Regions from separate parts of the Homo sapiens genome. Here region 2 is linked to region 1. A link is a loop called in an ENCODE intact Hi-C map of the cell type or tissue named here. Cell type or tissue: B cell. All regions are shown on one strand. Links, peaks and the distances in the headings refer to the core of each region. The heading gives the core; the rest is flanking DNA. Region 1 overlaps STAG3L5P-PVRIG2P-PILRB (STAG3L5P-PVRIG2P-PILRB readthrough). Region 2 overlaps PILRA (paired immunoglobin like type 2 receptor alpha).

Region 1 (16,617 bases), core at 4,218-12,217:
ACTTGCAGGTAGGAGCGCGGGGCCCCCCCGCCCACTGCGCACGCGCGGCGGCCCGTTGCTGGCCCAGGTGCCCCTAGGCCGGATAGAGTGCGTCCCAACCGATTCGCGGCCCCACCCCGGCATCTGTGCCGGCCGGCCAGGGGGTCACCCAGATTTTTATGTTTTAAAAGATTTATTCAGGCCGGGCGCCGTGGCTCACGCCTGTAATCCCGGCACTTTGGGAGGCCGAGGCGGGCGGATCACCTGAGATCAAGAGTTCGAGACCAGTCTGGCCAACATGGTGAAACCTCGTCTCTACTAAAAATGCAAAAATTAGCCGGGCATGTGTCGGGCGCCTGTAATCCCAGCTACTCGGGAGGCTGAGGCAGGAGAATGGTTTGAACCCTGGAGGCGGAGCTTGCAGTGAGCTGAGATCGAGCCATTGCACTCGAGCCTGGGCAGCAAGAGTGAAACTCCGTCTCAAAAAAAAAATTATTATATATATATATATTTTTATATATGTTAAATATACCTTTATTATGCGTATTATACATATTGTATATTATGTGTAATATATAACATGATATATTATAAAATATATATTATATATATATATATCTTTCCTGGTCGAGCGCGGTGGTTCACGCCTGGAATCTCAGCGCTTTGGGAGACCGAAGCGGGAGGATTGCTTGAGCCCGGAGAGTTTGAGACCACCCTGAGCAACATAGCAAGACCCTTGTCTCTATGTTTTTTTTTTTTTTTGAGTTGGAGTCTTGCTCTGTCGCCCAGGCTGGAATGCAGTGGCCTGATCTCGGCTCACTGCAAGCTCCACCTCCCGGGTTCACGCCATTCTCCTGCCTCAGCCTCCCCAGTAGATGGGACTACAGGCGCCCGCCACCATGCCTGGCTAACTTTTTTTTGTATTTTTAGTAGAGACATGGTTTCACCGTGTTAGCCAGGATGGTCTCGATCTCCTGACCTCGTGATTCGCCTGCCTCGGCCTCCCAAATTGCTGGGATTACAGGCGTGAGCCACCACGCCCAGCTGCCTTGTCTCTATTTTTTAAATGTTTTAATTAAAATAAAAATCTATCCATATTTTTTCTTTTTTTTTGCGTATGGCTGCTTAAACATTTTAGTTCAGAATTCTATCCTCTGAAAAGTGAGTAGCACATAAATGCTCATTTTGAGGAATTACAAAGCGAACCCCAGGGTCACCACCTCCCAGGTTGACACACATTGTGACCGCTCCATTCTTTCCACTTAAACCTTCCCCACCAACATCCCAGGGCCCGATTTTTATGGTAATTATGTCCTGCTTGTCTCTATTATTTTGTCAGCTAAGTATCCCTAAACAATATGGTCTGGTTTTTTGTTTGTTTTTGTTTGTTTGTTTTTTTCAGACGGAGTTTCACTCTGTCACCCAGGCTGGAGTGCAGTGGCATGATCTCGGCTCACTGCCACCTTGGCCTCCTGGGTTCAAGGAATTCTCAGGCCTCAGCCTCATGAGTAGCTGAGATTACAGGCGCTGTCCACTGCACCTGGCTAATTTTTGTATTTTTAGTAGAGACGGGGTTTTGCCATGTTGACCAGGCTGGTCTTGAACTCCTGACCTCAGGCGATCCGCCCGCCTTGAACTCCCAAAGTGCTGGGATTACAGGTGTGAGCCACCGTGCCCGGCACCTAAACAACATAGTTTTGATATAGGTAAGCATACAGCATATATTTTGATGTATTTCAGGTAATTTAGTCTAAGAACAGGAAAGGACAGAAAATGAACACAATTTGTAGTTCTTTGTTGTTAACAAACTAAGAATACTTTGCTTAAATAAGTAGCAATGAGAATGTAACTCAGTAATTCATACAAATAGACAAGAAGACAAGAAAATGATTTGAGGACAGCTTCAATCGCGGTGTGAAGAAGAAAGCAACAAAACGACCACTGAAAACAATGCCGGTGAGTCAGCCAGTTTTGTTTTTGAATCTTGTCAGGGAAGCAGCCCAGCTATTCGGGAGGCTGAGACAGGAGAATGGCACGAACCCCGGGGGCAGAGCTGGCAGTGAGCCGAGATCACGCCACTGCACGCCAGCCTGGGCGACAGAGCGAGACTCAGTCTCAAAAAAAAGAGAAAACCTAAGAGGTTCAGGTGATATGGTTCAAAAAAGGACAAGATTTACAAAGTATTAAGGGACGGAAATAGGAAGAAGAGAAATTTCGAAGAGAAAAGAAAAGAAAAGGATGTTTGGTTATAGAGATACAGGAAGGGGACTCAAGGAATTTTTTTTTAAAGGGAAAAAAGTTAATAAACTTCATAATATAAAAATCAATTATTTTAGGACTGAGTCTAACTCAGACTCTGCTGTGGAATTGGCAGCGTAAGCCTACTTGTGTGATAATGATGAAACCAAGTGTTAATGTCACTGTTACCTTTTTTTCATATTTCTGATCTTTTTATGTGTATCAGGTGGCAAAACATCCAAAGAAAGGGTCCCAAGTGGTACATCGTCATAGCTGGAAACAGTCAGAGCCACCAGCCAATGATCTTTTCAATGCTGCGAAAGCTGCCAAAAGTGACATGCAGGTAAAGCAGTGTCTTACCTCTGTTGATACCATCTCACTTTTTGTAAGGTGGTAAGGACAAGTGTCTACAAACTTGATTTGATGTGAACATTTTAGTGAGTGTAACATATCAAGAAAGATAAGATTATGGGGTGAATCCTTGGAGTGATAGAAGGGTAACCTTGAATAAGAGAGCATGTTCTTTTTTTTTTTTTTTTGAGACAGAGTCTCTTTCTGTTGCCCAGGCTGGAGTGCAGTGGCACAGTCTCAGCTCACTGCAGCCTCTGCCTCCTGGGTTCAAGCGATTCTTATGCCTCAGCCTCCCAAGTAGCTGGGCTTACAGGCATGTGCCACCATGCCTAGCTAATTTCTGTATTTTTAGTAGAGATGGGGTTTCGCCATGTCGGCCAGGCTGGTCTCCAACTCCTGACCTCAGGTGATCCGCCTGCCTCGGCCTCCCAAAGTGCTGGGATTACAGGTGTGAGCCACCGCACCCGGCTTCGAGAGAGCGTTTCTTTTCTTAAAGCGTGTTCTTTTCTTAAAGGTATCACAGGAGTGATTATGCCTTTGTTGATTGATGGAGCAGATGGGGAGAGGCATTGCATGACATGGGAAGGAAGCTTAGATGTGGGTGGCACCTTGTTCACCCATGTTATTTTTTAGCTCCATCTTGACAATTATACTTAATTATTTTTCCCTCTCTCTGTTTCTTTTTTTATAATTTTATTGAAGTTCTAATATCTGAAAGTGTACAAAGCGTATATGTAGTTTAAAAAATAAAAATGAGATATCACCCAGATCTCTAGCCCCAGCTCAAGAAATGAAACATTAATAGTGCTGTAGAGATCCTTTGTGTACCTTCTTTCTACCCTACCTCACAGTCCCCTTATTACCCATAGGTAAACACTAGGGTGAATTTTGTGTTAATCTTTGTCATTTCATTATAGTGTTACCACTATGAATGTGTTCTTTAATTATGTAAATGAATCCATTATTCAGGCTTCTGTGATTTAATTATTTCAGTTAACATTGTTTGAGATTTATCCACATTAATGTGTAATTTTATAGTTTCTGGGAAAATATTTAAAATTTTCAAACATACAGAATTTTGCTAGTTATATTTTCGTTATTTGATTTCTAACTTTATTGTGTTGTAGTCAGGGAATGTGGTGTTTGAAATTTATGTAGGGGCTGGGCGCAGTGGCTCACAGCTGTGATCCCAGCACTTGGGGAGGCTGAGGCAGGCAGATCACTTGAGGCCAGGAGTTCGAGACCAGCCTGGCCAACATGGCGAAACCCCATCTCTACTAAAAATACAAAAATTAGCTGCATGTGGTGGCATTTGTCTGTAATCCCAGCCACTTGGGAGGCTGAGGCATGAGAATTGCTTGAACCCAGGAGGTGGAGGTTGCAGTGAGCTGAGATTGTGCCATGGCACTCCAGCCTGGGTAACAGAGTGATACTCTGTCTCAAAAAAAAAAAAAAAAAAAGACATTTATGGAGACTTAGCCTTATGGCCTAGTATTGAGTTGGTACATTCGTTTTATCTTTTCTGTTTCTTTTTCCCCCTTTGCTTACTTTCCTCTGGATTTCTTATCTTCTACAAGGACCTGAGCACATTTTAATTCCAGTTGTCTTTTCCACCTTACATGCAGTTGTACAGTGTGTTAGTTTTTTATTTGAAACGGAGTCTTGCTCTGTCACCAGGCTGGAGTGCAGTGACGCGATCTTGGCTCACTGCACCTCCGCCTCCCGGGTTCAGGCGATTCTCCTGCCTCAGCCTGCCAAGTAGCTGGGACTACAGGCACCCGCCACCATGCTTGGCTAATTTTTGGCCACCATGCCCAGCCTGAATGAACTTTCAAAATTGGTTTTTAAAAGAGGTATGGAGGCCGGGTGCAGTGGCTCACACCTGTAACTCCAGCACTTTGGGAGGCCAAGACGGGCAGATCACTTGAGGTCAGGAGTTCGAGACCAGCCTGGCCAACATGGCGAAACCCCATCTCTACTAAAAATACGAAAAGGTAGCTGGGCGTGGTGGTGCACCTGTGTATTCCTTTCATCTTTCTCATTATAGGATTTCTGACAGGACTCTGGGCCCCTCCCCAGCTCCACTCCCTACCTCAAGAATGTGACCATTTGGAAAAGGCAAAGAGAAAAGGAGCAAAATGAAGCATTCCCCCAGGCTTCAGCCCTGGGCTCTGAGGGGAAAGAGTGGGGCATTGTTTTTCTAACCTAACCTTTCCCTCTGGTGATGTTGGGGTAGAGAAGCCGAGAGACCCTGTCCTCCCTAATGCACTGTGGCCCAGTCCCCTTGCCTTTTTCCTGTTCTGTTTGGAGTGGAGAAGGGCAGCACCTCTGTGTTTAATGGAAGTAGCCCATAGTCTCCTGGATTTTTGGAACATCTTTTTCAGCCTATTTTGTGTCCTAATGATTCACTCAATAAACATGTTTGAATCCACACGTTCCCAAGGTGTGGCTTGAGATCGTTAAACTGATGGAGGTCAGGTTCTTGGTCCGCCTTGTCCCATGGCCCAGTGTATAGGTGTCCCCACACCCCGCAGGTGCTTTGTCTACAGGCTCTCCAGGAAGTATTGCTTAGTAACTGAGAGGCGGGGTGAGGCAGTAGAGATGGGGAGAGTTTGACTGCCTGTGAGTAGTTTATCTAGTGGCCTCAGCCTCTGCAGTAGTAAAAGTTGTGCTGACAGGTGGCAGAGTGGAGCAGGACCTTGTGAAACTACCTGTCTCACCCACGTGAGCCAGGCCAGACCCTGTGTCCTGGCAGCCTTCATCCATGGGTTCTTTCCAAAGGAAATTTTATCCTCTCATCCGAAAGATACCTGTCATAATTTGGAATTTGATCAAATCACAGTATCTGAGAGTTAAAAGGAAACTAAGGAGTTACTCTAAATGTCCAACCCTAAAATCCAAGTGACAATGTCACCTTCACTCTTGCCTTCTCCAGCTAGTTCTTCACCAAATTCTGTCAAGACTTGGTGAAGAAAATTCTCTGGCCTATGTCCTCCACACATTGTCACCATCGTCTCTCACCTAGACTGCCACAGTGCAGCCTCAGGGCCAGCCTCTTGAAACTCAGACAGACTTGTTTGCTCTTGTTTTGCCTTGTGGAGCAGCACAGCACCTCTCTTCTCTCTTGTCCCTCTGACAAGCAGTATTTGAAGACAGATGTTGTCATTTTGTACTTTCACTGTTTTCTTTTGTGGTTTAAGGAATGCTTCAGCCTTTCTCTTTAGATATAATTTCTAGTTCTTCCCATCATGGGCACCTGCTTTAGTGACAGGTTCTCACTGTGGTCTCCTAGGCCAGACACAGCCATCCAGCTAGTGATCTGTGCAGAAGGAGCCGTGACTTCCTGCGATCAGGTCACTCAGCCAAGACCGCCTCGCCCCTTCCATTCTCCCTCCCCTCCCCCACCTGCCCCTCCCAGATGAAAGCTAGAAGAAATTGAGTTGTGAGTCTCCTTTTGGAAAGGTAGCCCTGGGGGAGTCCGAGCTGGGGTGTGGGGGAAGGCTAACTCATTCGGCGATCTTTAGCCTGTATTCAGGTAGAATAGTTCTGGGGAAAGGAGCCTGTTTTGTGGGATGAGGGAACAGAGTGGGAGAACTGAGGAGAAGATGCGGAGGTCTTTAAGAATCCAGGAGGGGAACGATTCCTGAGTTATTTAAATACCAACCAAGCTAAGGGTGCTTCACAAGAGGATAAGAGCAGCTTGGGGGCTTTGCATCAATATGGACACCTGTGTACAGCCAGGCAGCCCAGTGCACTGGGTTGAGTCACAGCCTTAGAATCTGGGAGCTTGACACCATGCTCTCTAAAGCCTTTGACACTGTTTATTGAGAGGCTGGGTCTAGGTTGTCTCCTCTTGAATATGGGCTTCGTGATGCTTGACTAATAGAAGATGGTGGAAATGATGCCATGCTAGTTAGTGGGCCCAGATTTTAAGGAAACTGGCAGTTTCCGTTTCCTGTCTCTTCCTGTACCTGGGTTCACACTGGGAACCCGGTCACCATTCTGTGAGCAAGGCCAGCAGTCAAAGGAAAAGGCCGTGTGTAGGTGTTCTTGCCAGCAGTCCTCACCGAGGTCCCAGCCAACATCCATGTTGGCTGCCAGACTCAGTCAAGACGGGAGTCAGATGATTCCAACCTCCCCTGTTTTTCAGTTTTCCCAGCTGAGGTCCAGACATCAGGGAGCAGAGACAGCCCATCTTTTCTGTGCACTTTGCAAATTCCTGACTGTGGAGTCCATGAGCATAATAAGATGGTGGTTGACAGCACTCAGTCTGGAGGGGTTTGTTACGTAGCCAAAGCAACTGGAACTGGGCCTTAGAGTCATAAGACTCCCAATGTTAGGACATTTATATCAAGGTTTTTTTAAAAATTGTAAGTTATATAAACATATACTAATTCTTCTATATTATACACATTAAAAATGTAACACATGAGTTGAAATAAGTGTTTTAAAATATTTCATTGGTTAGCACTGCAAAATACCTTTTTGCTCTTTTTTTTTTTTTTTTTTTTTTTTTTTTTTGAGACGGAGTCTCGGTCTGTCACCCAGGCTGGAATTGCAGTGGCACGATCTCAGCTCACTGCAAGCTCCACCTCCTGGGTTCACGCCATTCTCCTGCCTTAGCCTCCCGAGTAGCTGGGACTACGGGCGCCCGCCACCATGCCCAGCTACCTTTTGTATTTTTAGTAGAGACGAGGTTTCACTGTGTTAGTCAGGATGGTCTCGATTTCCTGACCTCATGATCCGCCCGCCTCGGCCTCCCAAAGTGCTGAGATTATAGGCGTGAGCCACCGCGCCCGGCCACCCTTTACTTTCAAAAAAGGGTTTAGTGAGAACAAAGTGAGAAACATTTTTTTAAATCATGGTTCAACATTTTCTGAAGTTCAGTTGAAAGTTCAGTTTAGTGCTGGGTGCGGTGGCTCAGGCCTGTAATCCCAGCACTTTGGGAGGCCAGGGTGGGCAGATCAGGAGGTCAAGAGATTGAGACCATCCTGGCCAACATGGTGAAACCCTGTCTCTACTAAAAATACAACAAAATTGGTGGCATGCGCCTGTAGTCCCAGCTACTCAGGAGGCTCAGACAGGAGAATCGCTTGAACCCGGGAGACGGAGGTTGCAGTGAACCGAGATTGCACCACTGCACTCCAGCCTGGCAACTGGACGAGACTCTGTTTCAAAAAAAAAAAAAAAAAGTTCAATTTATTCTGATACTTAATTTTAATGACCTTCATAACTGCCAGGAGTACCTCTCAAAAACAGGCAAATCCAAGTGGATTAGGTGCCTCTTTGCAGTTACCACTTTTTAAATAGATCCAAACCTGCTGAAAATCTTCATCTAGAAGACTTGTGAACAGGTCAGAGGATGATTTCCCGGCGCAGACAACAGTGCTCTCATGAGGACAGGCATTGTCTGGGAGCACAAAACCTGAAGTGTGTGAGCTGCAGTGTGTGGTGATGGGCTGGGGGTTTGCCTCTCTTCCCTCAGGATACTGATCATTTTCCAGGGGAATCATGACTTATCATGTTTTTATCTACACTTGATCTTGGCCAAAAGGCCAAGAAGCGATACTGTCTTTTTGTCTTAAAAGGTTAGAATGTTTCTTTATTTCTACTGCACAACATCTGTGGATACTTTTTTGTGCACGCCCTCACCCTGACAGGCTCAGCTGTGAAGGGTTCATGCCAGCAAGCCCCCTGCTGGCCGTCCAGGACAGCCCAGGGCTCTGGCTTCTCAGCAGCACCTCCCACTGGCCAGGCCCAGGCCAGGCTGGACAAGCTGAGGCCAGCTTAGGTAGCAGGCATGGAGGCCTTTGCCCAGCCTGGTAAGTGATGCAGAGCAGTGCTTTTCAGGGGCTGGCACTGTAGGGTCCAGCCCTACTGGGTCTGTGGGTTTTTCTCCTCGTGTGCGGAGATGAGAGATGGTAGAAATGAAGACACAAGACAAAGAGATAGAAGAAAAGACAGCTGGGCCAGGGGGACCACTACCACCTAGACGCGGAGACCAGTAGTGGCCCTGAATGCCTGACAGCGCTGCTATTTATTGTATACAAGGCAAAGGGGGCAGGGTAAGGAGTGTGAGTCATCTCCATTGATAGATAAGGTCACATGAGTCACGTGTCCACCAGACAGGGGGCCTTTCCCTTTTAGGTAGCTGAGGCGGAGAGAGAGAGGACAGTGTACGTCATTATTTCTTCTATGCTCTTCTCAGAAAGATCAAAGACTTTAATACTTTCACTAATTCTGCTACTGCCATCTAGAAGGTGGAGCCAGGTGTACAGAGCGGAACATGAAAGTGAAACAGGAGGGTGACTGCTGAAGCACAGCATCACAGGGAGACGGTTAGGCCTCCGGATGGCTGTGGGCGGGCCTGACTGATGTCAGGCCTTCCACAAGAGGTGGTGGAGCAGCGTCTTCTCTAACTCCCCCAGGGAAAGGGAGTCTCCCTTTCCCGGTCTGCTAAGTAACAGTTATCTTCCCAGGCACTGGCACCACTGCTAGACCAAGGTCTGCTAAGTAACGGGTGCCTTCCCAGGCACTGGCATTACCACTAGACCAGGGAGCCCTCTAGTGGCCCTGTCCGGGCGTGACAGAGGGTTCACACTCCTGCCTTCTGGTCACTTCTCACCATGTCCCTTCAGCTCCTATCTCTGTATGGCCTGGTTTTTCCTAGGTTATAATTGTAGAACAAAGATTATTATAATATTGGAATAAAGAGTAATGCTATAAACTAATGATTAGTAATATTAATATATAATCATATCTATAATCTATTTCTAGTATCACTATTCTTATTCTATGTATTTTCTTTATTATACTGGAACAGCTTGTGCCCTCGGTCTCTTGCCTTGGCAGCTGGGTGGCTTGCCTCCCACATGGCACTGCTGGGCATTGTCTGTTAATATTGAATAATTGTTTTAAGATTATTTTCAATGATTTTCAATAAGGCTTTACCTTTTTTAACTTGCAGTGTGGCCATGAGGTCTGCCGGAAGTGACTTGTTGGTGTTATCTCCTGAGTTAAAATGTGAAGGGATTTTTTTTTTTCAGATTACTGAGAGTCTTCAGTTACTAGGTAAGTCGCCCCATCCTTATTACTCCAGGTGACACTGACTGGGGTTTATGGGATGAAAGAGGAGTGTGTGCTTGGATGATGGGGTGTGATAGTGAAGGGGTGAAAGGTTTCTTCTCACACATAGACATCGTGAGGTCTTCCTTGAGCTCTTTAGAGCCTTCCCTCGGGATAGGATGAAATACTGAGATCCTAGAAAGGATTCACAAGACGAGTCACTCATCAGTGCAGATTCACCGATTCACCCCTAGATGTGTGTGGGATTTGGATGGCAGAGAGAAACAGGCACTGAAGATTTTTGGTCAGGACAGGGCAGAGAAATAAGGAGAAGAGTTGAAAATTCACCAAAGGATAGATAAACCCGGGGCGTTTAGAGAAAACCTGTAGTGTGCAAAGGAGCCCAGAATCCTGGGGAAACTTGGAGGGAAATATACTTAATTTGATTCACTAAGTTAGGCCCAGTGAAGGGATTGGGTGGCATAGGTAGAAGCCGAAAAATAAAGCATCTTGTATTGCTGGAATAGCCTCTGTTTCTGAGGTCACATCCAAACTTAGCGAGGCAGCTTAACCTGGTGAGAGACACGGGTTCAACTCCTGGCTTCTGCACTGCCAGGGCAAAGGACTGCCGTTTGCTGACACAGTCTTGTAATTCAATTTAATTTTTTAACCAAGGTGTGGGAGAAGGCAGCTCCGCATAATGCTGAATATTATGGGTTCTGAAGCGAAAATTTTTGTCAGGGTTTAAATTTTGGCTTCATTGTGTAAGTAGCCCTTCCACCCCGGGCAAGTTATTTCCCACATAAAGCAATTGCTAAGTATGGAGCTGATGTACGTGCATCACTGAGAATGGGTTTAGCACATAGTATCCACTGAAGACGCTATCTTGCATTAGCTGTATTACTGTGATAAAGGATAAGCTATAATTAAAGTTACAGAGGAACAAAAGCAGCCCTTTTCACAACATTTAAAACATGCATGTAAAAATAAATGCAGCAGTGACAAGTCTTATGCTACAAACTCAGAAGAGCAGAAACAACTTTATTTTTCCTCTATGATTTCAAGCTCTTTTTCTGCCCAGCTGCTGAGAAAATTTAACTCCTGAGTCTTCTTGGCTTCCTTCCTTTTCCCTAAGGTTGTGTCAAGTGCCAAAGCATTTAGGGGAGGGAGGAGGCCTCTAGTCCTCTGTCAAAAATATTTTGGATTTTTATAGTCATTTCCCTTTCTCTGTGGTGAGACTAGGCCCTCCAGGACCCTGTGTTTTGGCCCCAGGAATTGAGGCCATCTGAATCAGCTGCCTGGGTTCCTGTCTGCAGTGGGCCCCATGGGCCTACAGAAGAACAGAGGCTGCTCAGGGCTGGGCTGTTTGCTGCCCAGAACCAAGGCTAGGATGAGGAGCTCAGACTCTTCCAGTGGAAGCAGTGCTAGGACGGAAGACAGCCGCCCCTGAAGAGGGGACATTGACATACAGTTGATCTGCCTGGGAAGGTGTAATAGAGATGAACTTGTGTCATCGCATCTTTCACACAAGCCACAAAGAAAGCTAATCCTGATTCCTGGTGAGAAGAAACCAAACTCGAGGAATGTTTTATATCACAGGACGGTCACAGCCTGTACTGGGGCACGAGCCAGGGCTGAGTAGAGTGCTGCCCCTGCACTCACTGACTTGATCCTCTCATTTACTCTGTGGAGCAGTCCCTGTTGGGATCCTGCTGCTTTGGGAAATTGCTCTGTTAAGCTTGCAGAGCTATGAAATTGTGGCCCTATTTCAAACCCATGAGGGCCTGATTCTACAGACTGACCACTGGGCTCTTTTACTTCAGCAGGACTTGGGCTGGGGCTGCAGGGATTTCACCAAGGAATGTCAGGCAGGAGGTGGCCATTGTGAAACCTGTCCCATCTTGCCTGTACCTCCTGGCTGAAAGTGGGATGCAGGACTTAGATTGCCAAGCTTAGGAATTATTTGTGGCTCTGCTGTTCACAATTTTGGAGAATGTTAAGGAATACTCAAGAAGTTGTGAGAGTAAGGGCCCTCACATATATCAGAACATGAAAGCATTCCAGTTAGGACCTTGTGATATTGAAACTAGAATAAGCAACCCAGTGGATAGACTGTGAAAGAGAATCCACATATAGACCTATGTGTAAGAATTTATGATCAAGGTGGCATTTTGAAACAGTAGGGAAGGAGCCCAGCAGCAAATGGTCTGGGGAATCCTGGCCCTCCACCTGAGACGTTACACGGCTCTTTTTTTGAGACGGAGTTTTGCTCTTGTGCCCAGGCTGGAGTGCAATGGTGGGATCTCGGCTCACCACAACCTCCGCCCCTGGGTTTAAGCGGTTCTCCTGCCTCAGCCTCCCAAGTAGGTGGCATTACAGGCATGCGCCACCACACCCAGCTAATTTTGTATATTTAGTAGAGATGGGATTTCTCCATGTTGGTCAGGTTGGTCTCGAACTCCTGACCTCAAGTGATCCACCTGCCTCGGCCTCCCAAAGTGCTGGGATTACAGGCATGAGCCACTGCACCCAGCTACACAGCCTTTTTTTTTTTCTTTTTTTGAGACAGAGTCTCGCTCTGTCACCCAGGCTGGAGTGCAGTGGCGCGATCTCTGCTCACCGCAAGCTCCGCCTCCCGGGTTCACGCCATTCTCCTGCCTCAGCCTCCTGAGTAGCTGGGACTACAGGCGCCCGCCACCACACCCAGCTAATTTTTTTCGTATTTTTAGTAGAGACAGGGTTTCATCGTGTTAGCCAGGACAGTCTCGATCTCCTAACCTCATGATCTGCCTGCCTCGGCCTCCCAAAGTGTTGGGATTACAGGCATGAGCCACCATGCCCGGCCTACACAGCCTTTTTAACACCACCTCCAAAGTAAAGTTCTTCATGGACTAGGAAGAAACTCTTTATAGAGTTATGCATAAAAACAAAGCCATAAAAATATTTTCATAATCTTAGCCTTCCTAAGGAATACACAAACAGAAATGATAATGTTAAAGATCAAGCCTCATGAGAATTCAAACAGGGAGGGGAACAGAAGGAGCTGGCCAAAGGAGAACTTTGTGTTCTATGTTGTTTGAATCTTACACAATGAGAATTTAGGGGATAATGTGACTTAAAAAATTGAAAAAAAAAATGAAAATGGTGGGTAGTCAACTTTGCACCATGGCTTTTAAATCCCTCAATAAATTCTGGGCTCCCCATATTGGGGTGAATAAAAGACACACTTCCTCCAGGGCTCAGCATCCACCTGTGAAAATGCCCCCAGGACTGTCGAGAACCCAGCTGGGAGGCCACTTGGATGATTATCCAAGAAGTAAGGGCGCAGTACTTTGGGGCAGCTTCCTGAAGGTGGTGGGATTTGATCTCCTTCTTACAAAGTGGGATTTCAGCAGGTGGTGTAGGGAAGTTTAAATTTTTTCCCTGAAGGTTTGATAATCTGAGTCTATGAAACAAACATAAAACATTAACAGGAAAAAAAACCGACTTAAAAATGTTACTACGTGCACACATGTGCACAAGTCATACAAAATATATAAAAAAATAAATGGCCAGATGGTTGACACTTTTATACCCATCTTGAAATTACAGAAATAACGGGAGGCCTGGAGCGCAGCAAGACAGATTAGGGGAAGGGGAGAGGAGAGACTTGGCTAGCAAAGGTCTTGTTCTGCAGGTGACATCTCACAGCTGGTACTCTGCGGAGCCTGTGGTAGGCAAGTCCTTCAGACCCTTAAAGGGGTCCGCCTCTCAGTTTGTCTTTCCTAGATCCAGACACGGGGACTGCAGAGAAAGGCTGTGTGCATCCGCTGTCTACTCCACTGTCTCCTCTGCAGAGGCGGATTTCCCTGACTGAAGACCATGTTGCAGGCCCACAGCTGCCTACAGAACCGTCCCAAAATATGGCAAAGAAACCTATTCTGAGGTTAAATATTTTGGTTTCTTTCAGTGGGAGGCAAGGGTCTTCCGGACTAGGGAGGTAGATGTGCAGCAGCCTCAGGTGCTCTAGGTGCTTTGTAGCTACGCTGGCCAGGCCACCTGAGGTAGGTCCCCTTTGCACCAGTCTCACACCCTGCTGGGGGATGGTAGTGGAGACAGCAGTAAAAGCAGGTCTGAGGCAGGTGTGGAGATTAGTACAGGTGGCCTGGGCGAAGGGCAAAGGGTGAAGAGAATGTTGGGAGCCATGGGTGACTGGCTGCGGGCATAGGCACCATGAAGGCTACTATGGGCTGCAGGGTGTGGATGAGGGGACAGAGTTTGCCCCAGAGACCAAGTTGGTTTGTGTCAAACACCACAGGATTTTTATTTTGTATTTTTTTTTAATTTTTAATTTTTAAATTTTTTTTTGAGATAGGGTCTCACTTTTACCCATGCTGGAGTGTAGTGGCGTGATCTTGGGTCACTGCAGCCTCCACCTCCCAGGCTCAAGTGATCCTTCCGCCTCAACCTCCCGAGTAACTGGGACTACAGGCGAAAGCCACCACACCCGGCTAATGTTTATTTTTTGTAAAGGCAGGGTCTCACTATGTTGCCCAGGCTGGTCTCAAACTCCTGGGCTCAAGTGATCCACCCACCTCAGCCTCCGGAAGTACTGGGATTATAGTCATGAGCCACCACATCCAGCCAGCACCACAGGATTAAGCAGACATGATGAGTCTTTGACACAGGGGCAAACCAGGACCCAGAGAGGTGACTTGGGACAGGGCTGTCTCTTCAGTCCTTACCACACCGTGGACGAGATCAACCTTAAGACAGCACCCTGGGCTCTCACTGGACCCTGGATTCTGGCTCACAGCACACAAAGCAAACTGATCCCTGGAAAGGGTCACTTGTTGCTGCCTAGCAGCATTCTGGTAGGTTGGCATCCTCAAAGTGACATAAGCAGTGAAGCAATTCAGAGCAACATTTATTTATCAAGACAGGGTCTCACTCTGTCACCCAGACTGGAGTGCAGTGGTGTAATCACAGTTCACTGCAACTTCTGCCTCCTGGGCTTAAGCGATCCTTCAACCTCAGCCTCCCAAATAGTTGAAACTACAGGTGCCCACCACCACTCCTGGCTAATTCTTTCTTTCTTGCTTGCTTGCTTGCTTGCTTGCTTGCTTGCTTGCTTGCTTGCTTGCTTTCTTTCTTTCTTTCTTTCTTTCTTTCTTTCTTTCTTTCTCTTTCTTTTTCTTTCTTTCTTTCTTCTTCTTTCTTTCTCTCTCTTTTTCTCTGTCTCTCTCTCTCTCCCTCCCTCCCTCTCTCTCTCTTTTTCTTTCTTTCTTTCTTTTTTTTTTTTTTTTGTAGCGATAGGGTCTCACCATGTTGCCCAGGCTGGTCTTGAACTCCTGGACTCATCCTAAAGTGCTGGCCTCTCATTCCCTGTCTGTGCACACCTCACGGCAAGGGCCAGCCTGTTTCCTCCCGGTCACCTCCAAATCTTGCTGCTTTTAATTCAACTCAGAGGTATGCACTTGAGGTAGGAGGGCAGGGGAAGTGGGGATGGCAGGACATGGATGGCCCTTGAGGCATTGGCTCTGGGTGTCATGGGCTGTGAGAGTCAAGAAGGGCAGTGGCCTGCCTGACTTGGGTTCGAAAGGGTCACTCTGGCCACTGCGGTGAGAACTGAAACTAGCCAGGCCAATTCTCCATTGTTCCTGCTCTTCCAGGTAGGAGAATATTAGATTAGGTCTGGAGTCAGAAGGTAGCAGGGGCTGGGGGTTGCAGGGGGATGTTGAGAAGAAGTGGTCCTTTGGTCAGGGTGGGAAGCCAACAGGATTTCCTGGTGCATTGGAGGTGAAAGGGAAGAGGCGCTGGTGGTTGTGCTTTGGGCCTGAGCAGCCAGAAGCCGTTGCCATCACCTATGACAAGGGAGACAGCGCCTGGGGCAGAGCCCAGTATGGGGTGCATTCAGGGTAGATCAGGAGGTATGAGTGGGCAGTGGGCGAGCCAGGCTGGGGGTTGTGGGGGAGGCCTGGGTTGCAGGTTTAAGCGTGGGACCCACGTCAGATTGGTGGTGGGTCATGCATGCTGGGGTGGCTCTCAGGTCCTCCCTGCTGGCTTCCCACTCCCAGGGGCTTTCTCCTCCCAGATTCCTTAGCTGGGTGAGGGGCAGGACAGAGCCCTTTCCTAGGGAAGCCCGGCACCCCCTGCTGTCCAGGGAAGGGGAGTCCTTCTAGCCCCTGACAGCTTCTCTGCCCCTCCCCTGGCCTCCCCAGGCCTAGCCAGGGTTGAGTTCTCACCCACCTGTGCCGCCCTGCCTTGTTACCTGGAAGCACAGCCTTGGGGACTGAGCAGGCCCTCACTGTCACTTTAAGAAGGGAATCAGCCACTTTGTGCTCACCACCTCTGGGGAAGGTGTGAGAGGAGAGAAGGAAGTGGCTGTTTGGCTGCTGACAACATGAAGACTTCCTGCGATGAGAACAGAGGCACAGGTGCCGGCCCTGCAGCCCCCAGAACCCGGACTGGAGGGGGCCATGGGGCGCCGGACCCTGGCCCTGCCCTGGGTGCTGCTGACCCTGCGTGTCACTGCAGGTGAGTGCCGGCACCAGAGAGGGGCAGGGGCTGCAGGGAGGGTGATGTAGGACGACAGCCCACCCACCTTGCTGCTGTTCCACAGGGACCCCGGAGGTGTGAGTACAAGTTCGGATGGAGGCCACCGAGCTCTCGTCCTTCACCATCCGTTGTGGGTTCCTGGAGTCTGGCTCCATCTCCCTGGTGACTGTGAGCAGGGGGGGCCCCGATGGTGCTGGGGGGACCACGCTGGCTGTGTTGCACCCGGAACTTGGCATCCAGCAATGGGCCCCTGCTCGCCAGGCCCGCTGGGAAACCCAGAGCAGCATCTCTCTCATCCTGGAAGGCTCTGGGGCCAGCAGCCCCTGCGCCAACACCACCTTCTGCTGCAAGTTTGCGTCCTTCCCTGAGGGCTCCTGGGAGGCCTGTGGGAGCCTCCCGCCCAGCTCAGACCCAGGTGGGGCCGGGGTGAGGGGTCCAGGAGGGCAG
Region 2 (8,457 bases), core at 1-8,000, 52 kb after region 1:
GCCTGTAATCCTACCACTTTGGGAGGCCGAGGTGGGCAAATCACTTGAGGTCAGGAGTTCAAGACCAGCCTGGTCAACATGGTGAAACCCCGTCTCTACTAGAAATATAAAAATTAGCTGTGCATGGTGATGCGCCCCTGTAATCCCAGCTACTTGGGGGGCTGAGGCATGAGAATCGCTTGAACCTAGGAAGTGAAGGCTGCAGTGAGCTGAGATCACACCACTGCACTCCAGCCTGGGTGATAGAGCGAGACTCTGTCTCAAACAAAAAAAAAAAAATTAAAATCAACCACTTATGATTTTTTTTTTAATTCTGCAGAACAAAAACCACAGCACTTTTCTCCTGAGAATGAATAAGAGGGTCAGGGAATTGAAGAGAAAGTTTGACATAGTCACTGAGGAAATGGGAAGTGGAGTTTGAGGATTCAGCTCAGATACGAAACTGTAAATCTATGATAGCAGTGTTGTGCATGGCTGCATTTTTCCCCAGCAGTAGTCAACCATTCAGATTTTGAGACCTTAGTGATTTGTGTTGGTCAGGAATTGTTGTCAGTTGCTACCACCAGGGACCAGAAGTAAAAGTAGCTTAAACAAGACAGAGTTGGGTTATTTTTTTCCTCTTGTAAACAGATCTGGAAGCAGACAGCACATCACTGTTCTTAGACACTCAGGTTCCTACCTTTCTGATTCACCAGCCCTGATGCTGGCTTCTGTCCCAAAGGTTGCCTCATAGCCCAAGACGGCTGCAAGGATTCCAGCCACTATTTCTGGGTTCCTGGCAAAAAATAGGAGGAAGGAAGAAAGGAAAAAAAAAATACTATGCCTCAACTCTCTGTTCCCTTTTAAAGAGTCTTTCTGAAAGACCTAACAACAACTTCTTCACGTGTGAGAGCCCCGGCCCTCTCCACACAGCCGATCCCCGCCCCTCCGACCCAGTTTATATCTTATTGGCTAGAATTTGGTCACATATCCCACAGCTATCTGTAGGGGGAACCCTCCCACTCCAAATACAATCAATTTTCTGTAACTAAGAATAATTGAATAGATATTGGGTAATCAAATACCATTTCTGCCATAAGACACCCCCAGGATTAGAGACTTGCCAGCTAAGTGTGGCAGAAAGACAGGAGATCACAGGTCAAGGAGCTAGTGAGAAGGCAGGAATGAAGAGCAGAGGGGTCAGCAGGGAGTCTGAATAATCTGTAGAAAAGTAGATTATCACGGGATAAGAGTTCAATGAAGTCTAAGAGCAGGTACAGTGGCATAATGACAAAAGACAGCTGGAATGCTTCCAAGCTTATTCTGTGAGGTCAGCATTACCATGATACCAAAGCCAAACAAAGACACTACAAGAAAAACAAAAACAGAAACAAAACAAACTACAGACCAATAACTCTGATAAATATTGATGTAAACATCAACAAAATACCAGCAAACCAAATTCAACAGCACGGCAAAAGAATTATACACCATGGGCCAGGCACAAGAATCACTCAAACCTGGGAGGCGGAGGTTGCAGTGAGCCGAGATTGTGCTACTGCACTCCAGCCTGGGTGACAGAGTGAGATTCTATCTCAAAAAAAAAAAAAAAAAAAAAAAAGGAGCTGAATTGAAAAAAAATAGATTAATATACCAACGGAATAGAATACAGAGTCTAGAAATAAACCCTTGCGCATATGGTCAAAAGACTTGACAAGGGTGCCATGAGCACTTAATGGGCAAAGGACAATCTCTTCAACAAATGGCATTGGGAAAACTGAATATCCAAACCAAAGAATGTAGTTGGATCCTTATCTTATACCATATACAAAATTTAACTCCAAATGGATTAAAGACCTAAATGTAAGACCCCAAACCATAGGGAAAAAGCCTCATGACACTGGGTTTGGCAATAATTTCTTGCCTGTGATACCAAAAGCACAAGCCACAAAAGAAAAAATAGACAAATAGGACAACATTAAACTTAAACATGTTTTTTCATTACAGGACACAATCAATAGAATCAAAAGGCAACCTATAGAATGGGGAAAATATTTGTAAATTATATATCTGATAAGGAGTGAAAATCTGAAATATATAAAAATTCCTATAATTCAACAACAAAAAAATCAACCCAATTTAAAAGTGGGCAGTGGATTTTAACAGACATTTCTCCAGAGATGATATATGCTATGGTCTGAAATGTGTCTCCTCAAATCATGTATTGGAAACTTAGTCCCCAGTGTGACAACTGGGAGGTAGTGTGTTTTGGGAGGTGCTTAGGTCATGACGGCTCTGCCAAACGGATTAATGCCATTATAAAAAGGGATTTCAGGAGTGGGTTCACTGTCTTCTAATCTTCTGCCATGTGAGGACACAGTAATCCTCCCCTCTGAAAGACACAGCAAAAAGCAAGATGCTGGCACCTTGATCTTGGATTTCCCAGCCTCCAGAACTGTGAGAAATAATTTTTGCTTTGCTTTGCTTTGTTTTACTTTTCAGCAACCTCTTGTCCAACAGAAGAAACAAATTTGTTTTTTTATAAATTATACAGGCTCAGATATTCTTATATACATTAGCAGCACAAAATAGACTAAGACAGTATACAAATCACCAACAAGCAGATGAAAATGGCCAACTAATCATCAGAGAAATGCAAATCAGAACTACAGAGAGCTATCTCCTTATACCCAGAAGGACAGCTACTATTTAAAAAGTGTGTAAATGACAAGTGTTGGGAAGAATGTGAAGAAATTGGGGCCCTTGCGCACTGTTGATGGGGGCTATAAAATAGTGCAAATGATACAGAAAAAAAGCATGGCCTTTCCTCAAAAATTTAAAAATAAAGGCCAGGAGTGGTGGCTCACACCTCAAATTCCAGCACTTTGGGAGGCTGAGGTGGCAGATCACCTGAGGCCAGGAGTTCGAGACCAGCTTGGCCAACATGGTGAAACACCATTTCCACTAAAAATACAAAATTAGCTGGGTGTGGTGGCGGGCACCTGTAATCCCAGCTACTCAGGAGGCTGAGGCAGGAGAATCACTTGAACCCGGGAGGCAGAGGTTGCAGTGAGCTGAGATTGTGCCACTGCACTCCAGCCTGGATGACAGAGCGAGACTTCATCTCAAAATAAATAAATAAATAAATAAATAAAGCTACCATACGATCCAGCAATCCCACTTTTGGGTACATACCAAACAGAACTGAAAAGAAAGGTCTTGAAGAGATATTGATACACCCATGTTGATAGCAACACTATTTTCAATGGCCAAGAGGTGGAAGCAACCCAGATGTCCATCAATGAATGAATGGATGAACAAAATGTGGTTTATACATATAATGGAATATTATTCAGTGTTTAAAAGAAATTCTGGGCCAGGTGCAGTGGCTCACACCTGTAATCCCAGCACTTTGGGAGGCCAAGGTGGGTGGATCACCTGAGGTCAGGAGTTCGAGACCAGCATGACCAACGTGGTGAAACCCTGTCTCTACTAAAAATACAAAATTACCCAGGCCTGGTGATGGGCGTCTGTAATCTCAGCTACTTGGGAGCTTGAGGCAGGAGAATCGCTTGAACCAGAGAGGCAGAGGTTACAGTGAGCCTAGATCACACCACTGCACTCCAGCCTGGGTGACAAGAGCGAAACTCTGTCTCAAAAAATAAAGAAAAAAAGAAATTCTGACACATACTACAGTATAAACGAAACTGGAAGACATCAAGCTAGGTGAAATAAGGCAGTCACAAAATGACAAATATTGTATGATTCCACTTTTCGGTGGTGCCTAGAGATATTAAATTAATAGGAACAGAAAGTAGAATGGTGGCTGTCAGAAACCGCAGGGAGGAGGGAGTAGGGGTTCTTTAAAACTGTTTCAGTTTTGCAAGATGAAAAGGTCCTGGAGATGTTTCACAACAGTGTGAATATACTTAACACTAATGAACTGTACACGTGGTTAAAAGTGAATTCTAGTGTTTTGTTTGTTTTTTTGTTTTTTTTTTACCGTAAGTAAAATAAAACATAACCTAAAGAGAGGGAAAAAACAGAGGGACAGAAGAGTGCTGGAAAGAAAGCTGCAGCATGGAAATGATACTAGCAATTAATATTTCAGAGTTCTCAGTCTAAACATTAAAAAAAAAAAAAAAAGTCCTGTAGAAGTGGAAGGGGAGGTCCCTGGAGTTGAGGGGTACCTCAAGGCCTGGGTTCAGAGGGTGTCTCTGTGGACATGGAGCCCTCCTGGGAGGAGGCTAGATGGTGGAGGGGATGTCTGTGGACCAGGAGCCCACTGCTTGGGAAACACTGCAAGGATGCCACGGGGATGGGAGGGGCAGGACACAATGGGAGAGGCAGCAGAGGATTCAGGGTGGGACCAGCCAGAGGGGAGGGGAAGCCTAGTGGTGGCAACAGAATTTGAACAGCCACAAACATGAGTCCCAAGCACGACGCTCCCAAGGCTGGAGGGCAGACATAGCCGCCACCCAGAAGGAAAGCACAGGCACGGTCTCCCTGAGGACCTGGAGGGAATGGGGGCGGGGTGCCAATGTCAAGGGAAGGGGAGGGGAGGGGAGAAGTGACTGGGCGAGGGCTCAGCGGTGGAGGGAGCCAGGTTGGGGCTGAGCAGAGAGCTCAAGAGAGAAAGAAACCAAGGGAGGGGGTCAGGGTGAAGGGGTCTCAGGAGGTGACATGGAAGACAACAGGGAGGACAGGTGGAGACCTCAGGGTGCCGGCTGAGTCCCAGGCCCTTCCTGATGGGTTTGGGTGGAGCAGCTCTGCTGCTCCGGTCCCTCTAAGGAGGGCCTCAGCCTAGGGCGCAGCAGAGAAGGTGGGATGGAGACTGCCATCACCCGGATGCCACCCTGACTCACTGTTGGTCCCCCTACAGGTCAGCAGCGGACTAAAGCCACAACCCCAGCCAGGTGAGTGCTGGGCCTCCCCAGGGTGGGTTGGGGGGTGCATGTGCAGGCAGTGGGCTGATTTGGGAAACAGGGAGTGTGCTGCTAAGAACCCCACAAACCCAGCCTGCCACGGCCATTGTTGCATCCCCAACTTACCCATCCTTGTTCTCCTTTGTCCTCTAGGGGCCAGGCTCTTGACCTTGGGCTTTCTGTCCCCTAAATACTAGACTAGTGGACTCCAGGTTCCAGCACAAACATTCAAGAATCTCTTTTCTGGAGTGCCCATCTGTGCCCTCTGCCTGCCTTTCCTGGTGTTATTAAGCTTTTCCTGCTCTTTACCTGCTTCCTCTCAGCCTGGATCTTCCAGCTTTTCCATATTGCCTACTCTGTTCAATCTGTCCTGTTCCCCTGCTGAATGTGCAGGGAACTCCAGGCTTCCTCTGCCTCCAGCTCCTCTCCCCGCCTGTGTTTGCTCAGGAGGGACTCACCAGCCTCTGCCTGGCTCCCCTCTCCAGGCTAGGGCCTCACTTTTCCTTTTTCTGGGCTCTTCCTCTCCACCCTCCCACCTCTCTTTCCTTTCCTCTGGCCCCTCCTTTCCATAGCCGTAGGTCTCCTGCTGGAAGAAAGCCTCACCCCTACCCTTTCTCCTGCACTGGCTTTTGCCAGCTGCCCTTCTCCTGTCCCCAACCCTTCTCTATCCATTCACCCAGCCTGAACCCCTCCCTGATCAGAAGACCTGAAATTCACGCAATTGTTTTGCTTCTCCCAGTTTTAGCCAAGGCAGCGCCAGCAGAGAGAAAGCAAGGATTGACCTTTTTCCTATTTTTATTCTCCGTGTTCCTCTCTCATACGAGCAACTTCTCTAGAAGAACCCAACTCACTGAGCACCGAGGGACCTCTGCTAAGCCACACAGATTGCCCCTAATTCCTCTTCCAAGCAGCCTCCGAGTCTAAAACCATCACACCCATCCTGAGCAGGGTGGACAGGTTGCAGAGCACTCCCCAAAGAGAACCAACCCCTAACACGTGTCATAACTCTTTCTTCAATTTTTTTTTTTTTTAATTTTTGAGAGAGGGTATCGCTCTGTCACCCAGGCTGGAGTGCAGTGGCGCAATCATAGCTCACAGCCTTGAACTCCTGGGCTCAAGTGATCCTCCCACCTCAGCCTCCTGAGTAGCTGTGACCACAGGCACACACCACTACGTCTGGCTAGTTTTTGTATTTATTGTAGAGATGGGGTCTCGCTATGTTGTCCAGGCTGGTCTTGTACTCCTGGGATCAAGCAATGGCCACCTGCCTCAGTCTCCCAAAGTGCTGGGATTACAGGTGCCACCACCCAGCCCATGTCTTAAAATGCCCAACCTCTAACATATTTCCTGTCCTCTTGTTCCCATACAGGGAACCCTTCCAAAACACAGAGGAGCCATATGAGAATATCAGGAATGAAGGTGAGTCCTTACCACCATCCTTCCCCAGTTTCTACCCCTGGCACTTCCTGTTTCCCCAAATACCCCCTACCTGGGTCCGTGCCCCTGTCAGTATTTTCTTCTTTCCATTCCTTGCCCCTTGCCCTCACGTGACCCTGGCCCTGACCTAGCAGATAACCTCACTCCTAGAGCCCCCTGCCCATCTCTCTCCCCTGGCTGTCACGCCACCTGACCTTGGCACACCTTGCTTTTTATTCTTAGGACAAAATACAGATCCCAAGCTAAATCCCAAGGTAAGCAATCAGACCAGGGCCTGAAGGAATTAAAGAGAAGCCTGGAGAAGGTGGGGTGGAAGGGAGAAGGGGAGTGTGGTGTGGGCAGGAGAGTCAAACTGTAGGCTTGCCGCTAAGATGGGAACAGCTCCGTCTCCACTGTCTAACCCTTTCTCTCTGGGTTCTCGCCCAGGATGACGGCATCGTCTATGCTTCCCTTGCCCTCTCCAGCTCCACCTCACCCAGAGCACCTCCCAGCCACCGTCCCCTCAAGAGCCCCCAGAACGAGACCCTGTACTCTGTCTTAAAGGCCTAACCAATGGACAGCCCTCTCAAGACTGAATGGTGAGGCCAGGTACAGTGGCGCACACCTGTAATCCCAGCTACTCTGAAGCCTGAGGCAGAATCAAGTGAGCCCAGGAGTTCAGGGCCAGCTTTGATAATGGAGCGAGATGCCATCTCTAGTTAAAAATATATATTAACAATAAAGTAACAAATTTAAAAAGATTGTCTTCAAAACTATTTTTAAAATCTGCATCCATTCAAGTACAGAGAGAAACAAGTAAAAATAAGACTGCACAATGACCTTCTTACGAGTACGCTACGCTTCCAATAGAAAGGGCCACAGCTTCCAGCAATAACCAAGGCCACACAGATGACTCAGAGGCCAGCCAGAGAACTGACAGAAAGAGAGCCATCTACTCCAACTCCCTCTTCACCTTCCCAACCCTGGCCCATAAAACTAAAAGTACCCCCAAAACTTACCTGAATGTAAGGAGAAAACTGACATCACCTTCAACTCCTGTCTCTCCCACTGAAAATGAATTCTAACAGAGAACTCACACCCAAGACCCTTCCTCTAGTACTTTTTTTAGTGACTTCCTTGGGCCAGGGAACATAAGCCCCCAAACCTTGGTAGCCAGCCCAAACCCAAAGCCTGTCCTCAAATCCGATCACAGTCTTCCCTATGGTGACAATGAGAGCATCACATTTGACATCATTCACAACCCTATAAGGTAGAGAACGCACTCGCTGTAAGATGAAGAGCAGAACCAGGATGGTGAACATGCTTTTCCCCAGGCCATGGAGGTAGCTAGTGAGGAGCCGAGCCCGGATTTGAACCCAGATCTGCCCTTCTTGAAGTCCTCTAGGACTCAGGTCTCACTGCCTTCCCCAGATGCCTGCACTGTGCAGGCTCCCGCTAGAAGCAGTGACGCGCCACAGTGACACGGAGGAGGGAGAGCAGCCAACAGGGGGCAGTTAGAGACCAGCCAACCCAGTCGACTGTAACCTGCTTTATTAACACAGAAACTGCACCACACACATTTGAACCTCATAGCCAATGAACAGACCCAGCACTTAGCAACTTCTCCCTCCTGCGCCCCAGAGAAGGGAGAAAAAGAGGGAGCAGAGGAGCACCAGCTACTTCCCAAACAGCGCCACGGGGAAGTCCTCGCCATCACTGTTGCTGTGCTGCAGCTCCCCGCTCTGCCCCAGCTCTCTCCCAACATCTTCCATGAGTTGCTCCAGGTCCAGGTCACTGGAGGCTTCGTCCTCAAGGGGGACACTTCCAGCCTCCTGGGTCAGGGGTTCCCGGTGTCTGGGCTCTTCTTTCGCAGATGAGGGGCAGGCCCCCTTACACGCTGATAGGCCCAGGTTCTTTGGCACTGTTCTAACTTCTTTTCCCTCTGAAAAGCTGGCTGCCAAGGCCTTGCTCTGGGGAGCTTTAAATTTTTTCTTAGGGCCTAAATGAGAAGGTGACAAAGCCAAGAGTCCTATTAGGTCAGCCTGTCCTTACCTTTTATAAGTCAAACTCCTAAATCTCTATTTCCAAGAAATCTCTGGAAAAGATGACCTTTCTCAATACAAAGAATATGGACTTT

Evidence for each region. Hi-C counts contacts between places; a loop is a spot of excess contacts. Peaks named below come from ENCODE experiments on the same cell type or tissue, not always from the same donor. Only the 100,000 strongest peaks of a DNase experiment are listed, where the experiment ranks them.
Region 2: a loop joins it to region 1, with 6 times the contacts of the local background. A loop is called at or near these places in 13 of 110 quality-filtered maps.

What each region holds. Positions count from the first base shown.
Region 1 is chr7:100,336,330-100,352,946 of GRCh38, forward strand. It overlaps STAG3L5P-PVRIG2P-PILRB (STAG3L5P-PVRIG2P-PILRB readthrough), which reads left to right. Exons shown (of 17, transcript NR_036570.1): 1 at 1-8; 2 at 1,850-1,935; 3 at 2,444-2,560; 4 at 9,536-9,639; 5 at 13,402-13,558; 6 at 14,923-15,081; 7 at 15,933-16,149; 8 at 16,235-16,585. It also overlaps the pseudogene STAG3L5P and the pseudogene PVRIG2P. Among named protein-coding and RNA genes, the nearest start is that of STAG3L5P-PVRIG2P-PILRB, 8.6 kb to the left of the region's middle. RefSeq lists a silencer at 35-104 and an enhancer at 8,359-9,008. In B cell, for the core only: CTCF peaks have their summits at 8,364 (motif pointing left), 8,581 and 9,164 (motif pointing left); DNase peaks (open chromatin) are centred at 5,912, 7,972, 8,682 and 9,220; H3K27ac peaks cover 6,538 bases.
Region 2 is chr7:100,393,018-100,401,474 of GRCh38, forward strand. It overlaps PILRA (paired immunoglobin like type 2 receptor alpha), which reads left to right. Exons shown (of 7, transcript NM_013439.3): 4 at 4,862-4,895; 5 at 6,274-6,323; 6 at 6,564-6,595; 7 at 6,768-7,079. The coding sequence ends at 6,890. ZCWPW1 (zinc finger CW-type and PWWP domain containing 1) reads right to left here. Exons shown (of 18, transcript NM_001386010.1): 18 at 7,855-8,319. The coding sequence ends at 7,997. Among named protein-coding and RNA genes, the nearest start is that of PILRA, 24 kb to the left of the region's middle. RefSeq lists enhancers at 3,838-3,887, 4,755-5,254. In B cell, for the core only: no CTCF peak of the experiment used is centred there; DNase peaks (open chromatin) are centred at 540 and 3,794; H3K4me3 peaks cover 1,281 bases; H3K27ac peaks cover 1,595 bases.